Regions from separate parts of the Homo sapiens genome. Here region 2 is linked to region 1. A link is a contact called in ENCODE Hi-C or POLR2A ChIA-PET data. All regions are on one chromosome and are shown on one strand. The core of a region is the stretch at or near the end of the contact, and the rest is flanking DNA. Distances in the headings are between cores, read along the strand shown. Region 1 has its middle 130 kb from the start of TLE1. Region 2 overlaps TLE1 (TLE family member 1, transcriptional corepressor).

Region 1 (4,390 bases), core at 509-3,008:
CCAGCCTGGGCGACAGAGCAAGACTCCGTCTCAAAAAAAATAAAAATAAAAATAAAAATAAATACAATAAAATTTAAAAAAAGAACTAGGAGTGAACTTGTAGAGGTCATGATGAGACAAAAAAAAAGAACTTTCAGTTATGCTTACCCTTTAATACTAAATGCATATCAGTTACTAAATCTAAGAATATTTAGAAAGAAATGATATTGAATAAAATTAGCAAGGTTTGCAATTTTTCATGATATGAATAAATGAGATAGAATTAAAAATATTTCCTACTTAACACTGTCCAGTGGGAAAGAAAATTAGTTTATGCTTAGTATAAGGATACTTAAAATTTTACTATAATTCAGCCCTAAGGAATTTTTTAATTACCACAGTAATGAAAAATGTAAAATTACTACAAGCGTGTGTGCTGGGATCTTTCAACACCCACTCCTCAGCTTAAATCACTTGCCATTTTAATATCCAATTTCATAAATACAATATTTCCAAAATGTTTGGCCCTTCAGAACAAGGCAGGAGTGAATACATGATAACATCTAGCCATAACTTGCACTCAACAAGAAAAAAAAAAATGGCAATATCCATGGATTGTACAACTCCAACTGTGTTTAAATGCCAGCCAGTCATTTCTTCATCAGGAGCAGTGACAAAATCACAAATTCCATTGCTGCTCTGTCTTCAGAATTGGGTCCAACAAATCAGAAATAACAACCTCCACTAGTTTGTGTGGTCTGGCAAAAGATTAAGCCAAAAAAATTAAATATTTTCCCAATCAGCAAATGTTCCTATGAATGGATTGGCCAACAACCCCAAGTGCATTTCTTTGAATTATATCTTACATGCAATCCCATTTTTTCCAGTGATCCATTAGTTAACCAGAAATACTGTACATATTTTAATGGGTTAGGGGACCTTAAGGGAATTGATGCATCTCAAATGAATGCCTCAGGGGACTCTGGTTTATTACATAGAAGATAATTCTTTCCTGAAAAGGAGCAAGCTTCATTTGAAATTAAGATTTGGAGATCATAAATGGAATCAATTGAGCCAAGAAGTCTTTTGTAATGTATGGCCCATGGGAGACAAATAAGCCTTTGCAGCAGGTTATTCGAGTGGTGAGAGGAAAGGCTAGAGAGCGACACAAACCTCTTCTCCTACCTGCCTCTCATCAGAGCCTGTAAACACAACATTTTTTGAAGGAGACTTAAAGGATTTTCCTGGTCAATGTGCTGCACTAAGAAGTTCTTTCTTCAAAGGGGCAGAGAGGGAGAGAGAGACTGAGAGACAGAGAGAGAATGAATGTTGGTTGTGTTCCAGAATATCTTGACGCAGTTAACCACAAAATAAGTTATTAGCTTATTGTAAGTGCAGCCAGTTTTAAAGTAATGGAGTAATCCACTGTGGATTGCAGCAAGGAAGTGGAACAAAGGGTGTGAAATGAACAGATGGATTTGATTTTAAACAAATTAGGCCCATGACAAGGGATGTAACAAGTCATTTTTTAGTTTTCCATGCTATGGGTTAACTTTGCTTGTGACCTTTCCAGCCTGTGAGCTCATTATTCCTTTACCAGGAACTCAGACCTTTCTGGGAGAACAGCTTTCATGCTCTGCAATTGTAAACTACTGTCTCTTGCTTCTACTAAACTGATCAAACGAGGCACTACAGAGACTGCCAAGACAGAATGCATGATTACTTAATCTTCAAACTATTTGTTCTCTTAATCTCGTACTCATTCTTGGCCACGTTGATAAATACAAGAACAAATGTTCCGGAGGTGTCACACCTGTAACCCTGGGTTCTGAGAGCACTTGACAATCCCCTACTGGCATATCCATTCATGTGGCTGATACCTACTCCAGGCAGACTTGTGACATGGGCCATCTGTGTCCTTTCCACTCTTTCTTTAATCCCCCGTGTGCCTCCCTGTCCCAACTTCATGTGTTCAGTCACAGAAAACCACTGGAGATAGCCCTTCTGCAGTGAGGCACAGCCCTCCGCCAAGCCTGAACTCCCTCACAGGATCCACTGCCTCAAAACGTCTTACTGTCTTCTCACTGCCTCAGTAAAACCCTCTCTCCTTACTGCCAATGCCATCTAGAGCTTTGGACAGAATTGATAGGTGTATAGAAATTCACACTAAGGGGTGAATGATTGGCCCCTTGACCTAAATTACAAATCTCTTGACTCTTCCCTCTCCACAGAACCACTAGGGTGAACGGTCTAAAATGATGATTCCCTGTGACCCACAGAAAATGTGAAAGTTCCCAACTTTACTCCTCCTGGATCCTCACCCTATTCAACCCAGCTCTGCCCAGACATCAACCCTGCTTCTCTCTCTTCTTGTCCCAGAACCCAGACTGACATGATTACCTTTCTTCTAAATCTTCTTAATCTAGAACACACTTGCTCAGTCACAACTATTTAGCAAAATCTGAGGCCAAAATCTTAGTTCAAGCATTACCTCCTCTAGAAACTTCCCTGACTCACACCCACTCAAGCAAAGGTCGTGGCTTACTTTTGGTGTCAAAACCTTACCTAGTTCATGACAGCGACTCTCAGCAACATTCACTTGATTTCTGCAAATTCAGCCCTACCCAAATTGTTCCCTTAATTACCTCTAAAATGTGACTGACATGACACTTTTGTACGAACAAAAAAACAAGGTAATTCAGTGTGTGCGTAAATGCTATGCAATGAGAGTGTGTGGTAGAGAGACACCAACACAAAGAGGAGGCTTGCGATTTGTTCCTGTTCCCGGAATGAGGGATCCTGAAGCCATATCCTTCAGTCTTGTCCCCCAGTTAGATGCCAGGAGAAAGGCCTAAAGGGACTGAGGTGGGGGAGATGCTACAAGGATCCAGAGATTACATCAACCCTGACAGCCACTGGATGGACTGGCGAAGACTGCCTGCCGTTTACTTCTTGCAGATTTGCCCTCCAGATCCCTCTCCTCCCTACAGAGAAGGCTTTGTCAGCCTAGCTCTGAGTTTGTGGTCATGCAGAATCCAGAAAATGTGTGGCAGGAAGAGTATGAGACAGGCAACAGGAATGTGGAATGATAACTGCTTGCGGGATTGGTTCTCAGTTTCTTATTTCTGTGAAGAGAAGTAGCAGGGCAGAAAGAGCAAAACAAGAAGGTGAATGGGTCACAGGGAGTGAGGAGGGGGAGGGAAACTGAAAAGGTACAGGAGTCGGGTCTAAGAGATTCTTTAAGTTTAGCATGGGAGAGGTTTTGAGGCCCTTCAGGGGAGAAAAAAACTGAGCAACAGAGAAAGGGGTTGTTGGGAAGTGTTGCTGTGGATTTCACAAAAACATAAAAGTTGACTTCATTCAAAATGGTGGTTGGCCCTGGGGTGTGGGTATTGACTGACTGAGAAGGGGCACAAAGGAGCCCTCTGTGGTTCTGGAAATGTTCTCTATCTTGATCTGGGAGGTGTAGGCGTGCCAGATAAAATACAGGATGCCCAGTTAAATATTTGGGACACATTAATACAAAAAATTATTTGTTGTTTATCTGACATCAAATGTACCTGGCTGTCTTGCATTTTTGTTTGTTAAATCTGGCAACCTGAGGGTGGTGGTTACATGGTATAGAACAGGTAACCACCTGGGGGTGATTTTGCCCCTGCAGACATGATATAAAATCAACTGGGGGTGATTTTGCCCCTGCAGACATTTGGCAATGTCTGAAGATATTTTTGGCTGTCACAACTGGGTGGGTATGCCGCTGGTACCCAGAGGGTGGAGGCCAGGGAGGCTGCTAAACATCCTGTATTGCACAGGACAGTCCCCCACAACAAAGAATTATCCAGCCCACACAGCAATAGTGTATACCTATGTAAAAACCCAGCAAGAAGACACTTGCTCGAAGCACCCTTGCTCTTTTTACTGTATGTATATTATAATAAATAAACTTATGACAGAAATAATTCTAAACCAACAAAACTATTTACAGTATCAGAGACCTTAAAATGGGTTAAAAAAATGAATTAGATAATGGGATAATGAATCTAAATAACATCAGAAAAAAAATGGACCTCATTTTTAACATTTGTTCATTGGAATGCACTTTAATAAATTTGAGTCCTTGAGGAGACTGAGCAATATGCACTTGATGTGGTTTGGCTCCGTGTCCCCACCCACATCTCATCTTGAATTATACTCCCATAATTCCCACGTGTTGTGGGAGGGACCCGGTGGGAGGTAATTGAATCATGGGGGCAGTTTCTCCCTTACTGTTCTCATGGTAGTGAGTAGGTCTCACGAGATCTGATGGTTTTATCAGGGGTTTCCACTTTTGCGTCTTCCTCATTCTCTCTTTGCCTGCTGCCATCCATGTAAGAGAGGACTTGCCCCTCCTTGTATTCCGCCGTGACTGTAA
Region 2 (4,390 bases), core at 1,120-3,619, 55 kb after region 1:
TTACAGAGACCACTGCTTATATATAAGTCATGCTATTGGGTTTAAAGTGTAACATAGGCATAGAAAGAGAAAGCGATGGCTTCTCAGACATTTTTTCCTAAGGTTTAATGAGAAAAAAAAAGTTCAAGAAAATGAATGAAAAGGCTTCTGTGAACCACTCGAATCATTTCATCGCCTTCAAATAAAAAAAATCGACTTTGGTGGGAGAAAACCAGATGTCCCCTGAACCACTGAAGGAGCTTCTAAACACTGCCTTTTTCATCCACAAAAACACTAAAACAAAAAACGTTTGGCCCTCACTTAATGAAGCAGCATGCTGATGAAAGCTGACAAGAGGAAGGTGAGTGTGTGGCTGGGAGACTGGGCGTCTTTGTCTCCGAGGTGTGTGGGGCTGGCTGCTCCTGCCCACGCAGCGCAGAGAGGCCTGGCCCCAAACCTGACAGCGCTCAATGGAGCATGCAGCGTTCCTACCCCAACCACAGCCCACCCGACAGCGGCCTACCATGGGGGAGCGCCCGTAGGCCACCACGGCGGCCGCGGCGGCTGCGGCGCTCATCTGGGGCGACATGTTGTGTAAACTGGCGTAGGCAGCGCCTGGGCTGGTCAGCTCGCCGTTCATGCCAGCGTGGGGGACCATCCCAAAAGGAGCAGGATATGGGCCGGGCACTGCCAGGGGTGTCCTCAAGCCAGCTGCTGAAAGGAAACACAAGCCGCACATCATTCAACTGACCCACTCCATCAAACCTGACCAGCAAGTCTGGCCTCATCATTTGTTAGTGTCACTCATGGGGAGAGAGAAAGAGGTAAGGCTTCTAGGGGAGGGGGAAAATCACCTCCAATTTATACACTGGATCCCTCCTTCCCCAGAGCGAATGCATCTCCAGGAAAGAAAAGACTCCAGGGGAAGCACAACCCACACATTTTCTCATTTGTGTAAATGGCAGCACCAGGAAGCCAGGGGAATTAAGAGTATTCCCTACCCAATTTACAGAGGGCAAACCAAGGCACAGGCACCAAGTGTTTACCTGACTTAATCTCAAAAGAAGATTTTCTCGATAAAATCCAAGATTTCTCTTTCAGTCCGAACTTTCCATTCCCTGGTACCAATTCCAAATGAAAATCCAATCCTGGATTTACGTAAACCAAAGCACGGGTTTAGGAGGAATATTCTGTTGCCTATTTTCCTTTGGGCCCAGGTTGTTGCTTTTTTCCTTTCCCACTGGGGAATATCAGGTTGCAAATTATGAGTTTTTTAAGGGCTGGAGTCGCAGAGAAACCCTCCTAATTTCTACTGCAGGAGAGACCACTGATTCCTGAAGCCTCCCCTAGCAGAAAACCAGCAAACTATAGTCTGCAAGGAGCACGGTTGGGCCAGCCAAACCGCTGTTTCAGCCAGTATTAGCAAAGTCAGACGCACAATGCTAGTTAGGTGGGGAGGCTTGTGTTCAAAATAATTATCAGAAACTTTACTGAAGTCCCTAGGATTTGAATTATTTAAAACTAAAAGAAGGCTGGGCAAGGTAGCTCACGCCTGTAATCCCAGCACTTTGGGAGGCCGAGATGGGCAGATCACCTGAGGTCAGGAGTTTGAGACCAGCCTGGCCAACATGGTGAAACCCCGTCTCTACTAAAAATACAAAAATTAGCCAGGCGTGGTGGCAGGCGCCTGTAATCCCAGCTCTTTAGGAGGCTCAGGCAAGAGAATCGCTTGAACCCAGGAGGCAGAGGTTGCAGTGAGCTGAGATCCCGCCATTGCATTCCAGCCTGGGGGGGACAAGAGCAAGACTTTCGTCTCAAAGCCCAGGAGGCAGAGGTTGCAGTGAGCTGAGATCACGCCATTGCATTCCAGCCTGGGGGGACAAGAGCGAGACTTCGTCTCAAGAAAAAAAGAAAAGCTGAATGTAAACAGTTGGAGACTGAACAGAGTGCAGCTGCTGAAACCCCAGGACAAACATCTGTTTCTTATCATGGCTTTTTCAGAGATAGGAAGGAGGGTGGCCCTACGTACATTTCATATTTGTAGGGCAATTGCGTCACAACATTAACAGACAACAAATCAAGCTGGGAATGGGAGAAACCAAACAAAGCACAACAAGAGGCGATGCTGTACCCGCTTGGTTAACGAGGGGGTCTATGGCTGGAGGCTTGCCGAGACCTGGACGGAGGCCTGGAGTGGCGCTGGTGCCCGGCGTTGGCATGTCGCTCCGAGGCGTTGGTGTGCTGGATTTCAGAACAGGCGTGCTGGCTTTTTCATGCTGGTGTCATTAAACAAATTAAATGAGTATTATTTTTAATCCAAGCCATATTACACAATTTATCACAACAGCAGCTGGGACACTGGGCACCTTCTAGCTACTCCCTCAGCCAATTTTCATAAATCCACACAATGTTGACAGCATTAACTTGTGAGCGAGAAATGTTGACCTTTCCTCTTCCTGCCAGAATTAAAACTCGAGCTAGAGACACAGAACATGATCACACTTCTTCCTCCGCAGATTTTATTTTAAAAGTATTTTCCATCAGCCTTGTGGACTTTGGGTCTACGCCAAGTTAGAAAGATGACCACCCAGAGAATATTTCCCAGGCACTCAGAAACACATGTCCTGGCCGCCAAGTCCAAGGAAGACCCCTTTTCTTTTCTTTTTTTTTTTTTTTTTTTGAGATGGAGTCTCACTCTGTCACCCAAGCTGGAGTGCAGTGGCGCAATCTCGGCCTACTACAAGCTCCGCCTCCCGGGTTCACGCCATTCTCCTGCCTCTGCCTCCTGAGTAGCTGGGACTACAGGTGCCCGCCACCATGCCCAGCTAATTTTTTTGTATTTTTAGTGGAGACGGGGTTTCACCATGTTAGCCAGGATGGTCTCGATCTCCTGACCTCGTGATCCACCCGCCTTGGCCTCCCAAAGTGCTGGGATTACAGGCCTGAGCCACCGCGCCAGGCCAGAAGACCCCTTTTCAAGTCTCCTTTTTAGGTAGCCCTGGGATTGAGACAAATGGTGAGAGAGAGTGGGGCCAGTATCTCAGAGACAAAAGCCCCAGGGCTAACCTTACCAATATGCCTAAAAAGAACAACACTTTGGAGTTAAGAGTCACTGCCCACTTGCCTACATAACCAAAGTGGACCCACCAGTGCAGATCAGAGACTGAACACCAGCAAGGGGCCTTTCGGAGACCAGACAGTAACAGGGTTACAGGGCACCTTCTCTGGCCTTTCAACCTTTCATGTGCTTTACAACACAGTCCAAGAACCACTACAGCGTGGCAAAGAGCACGGGCTAAAGAGAGCTCTTTCTGACCTTGGATCATGAGCCACGGCTGTGTAGCCTTGTTAAGTTATTCATCCCTCCCAACCGGTAAAATGGGATAATGCCTACCGGGACCAGGTAAGGATTAACTGAAGGGTTGTTATGAAATGTTATTGTTAAAAGATGATGCAGTCTACAAAGTTTGATTGAATGAGTGACCACATGAGTGGGTTCTGATGCACCAGTTCCTGGCTTCCCCTGGGGCCTCCTTTGTGCATCACTGATCTGACGAGCTCCATAATATCGGGGCATGCTCTATGACATGCCCCGATATTAAGGATCAGTCTACCAGGTAAATGACCAGCCTAAGAAAATGAAGACTTAAGAATCTCGGAAGTTTGAGGCCAGGTGCGGTGGCTCACACCTGTAATCCCAGCACTTTGGGAGGCCAAGGCAGGCAGATTGCCTGAGGTCAGGAGTTCAAGACCAGCATGGCCAACATGAAACCCTGTAATAAGCCAAGATTGCACCACTGCACTCCAGCCTGGGTGACAGAGTGAGACTCCATCTCAAAAAAAAAAAAAAAAAAAAAAAAAAAAAAAAAAAAAAAAGAAGAAGAAGAAGAAGGCAATGAACATGGATGCGTGTACACCCTCTCTAATGTATGGTGGTACCAGGCGTGGTGGTGAGTGCCTGTAATCCCAGCTACTGGGGAGGCTGAGGCAGGAGAATTGTTTGAACCTGGGAGGTGGAGGTTGCAGTGTGCCGAGATCACGCCACTGCACTCCAGCCTGGGCAACAGAGTGAGACTCCGTCTCAGAAAAAAAAAAAAAGAATCTCAGAAGTTTGAACCATTTGTCAACTGGGAAGTTTCAGAGAGCTGTGTGGCAAGAACATATCCCCCAAGTAAGACGGCAATGAGGCTGGGCTTGTAATCCCAACACTTTGGGAGGCTGAGGCGGGTGGATCAAAGAGGTCAGGAGTTCAAGACCAGCCTGACAAACATGGCAAAACCCCATCTCTACTAAAAATACAAAAAAAAAAAAAAAAAAATTAGCTGGGCATGGTCGCGCGCGCCTGTAATCCCAGCTACTCAGGGGGCAGAGGCAGGAGAATCGCTTGAACCCAGGAGGCAGAGGCTGCAGT

Evidence for each region. Hi-C counts contacts between places; a loop is a spot of excess contacts on that map. ChIA-PET counts read pairs that join two places held with the same protein, here RNA polymerase II (POLR2A). Pooled maps may share reads with other maps.
Region 2: a map of gastrocnemius medialis shows a loop between it and region 1 (7-fold over the local background). The contact joins two enhancer-like sites. A Hi-C loop is called at or near these places in 11 of 168 maps with a recorded cell type or tissue (DLD1, HCT116, Right ventricle myocardium inferior and 8 more) and 10 of 50 pooled maps. POLR2A ChIA-PET finds 5 or more read pairs at or near these places in 2 of 52 experiments (AG04450 and Panc1).

Annotation. Positions count from the first base shown.
Region 1 is chr9:81,556,898-81,561,287 of GRCh38, forward strand. No RefSeq gene overlaps it. Among named protein-coding and RNA genes, the nearest start is that of TLE1, 130 kb to the right of the region's middle. Within about 2 kb of position 1,759, at least 10 of the 41 ENCODE cell types and tissues checked have a DNase peak (open chromatin) inside an H3K27ac peak, as active enhancers do; they include gastrocnemius medialis, where a contact is called at or near this core.
Region 2 is chr9:81,611,267-81,615,656 of GRCh38, forward strand. It overlaps TLE1 (TLE family member 1, transcriptional corepressor), which reads right to left. Exons shown (of 20, transcript NM_005077.5): 12 at 2,111-2,255; 13 at 503-693. Among named protein-coding and RNA genes, the nearest start is that of TLE1, 76 kb to the right of the region's middle. Within about 2 kb of position 2,370, at least 17 of the 41 ENCODE cell types and tissues checked have a DNase peak (open chromatin) inside an H3K27ac peak, as active enhancers do; they include gastrocnemius medialis, where a contact is called at or near this core.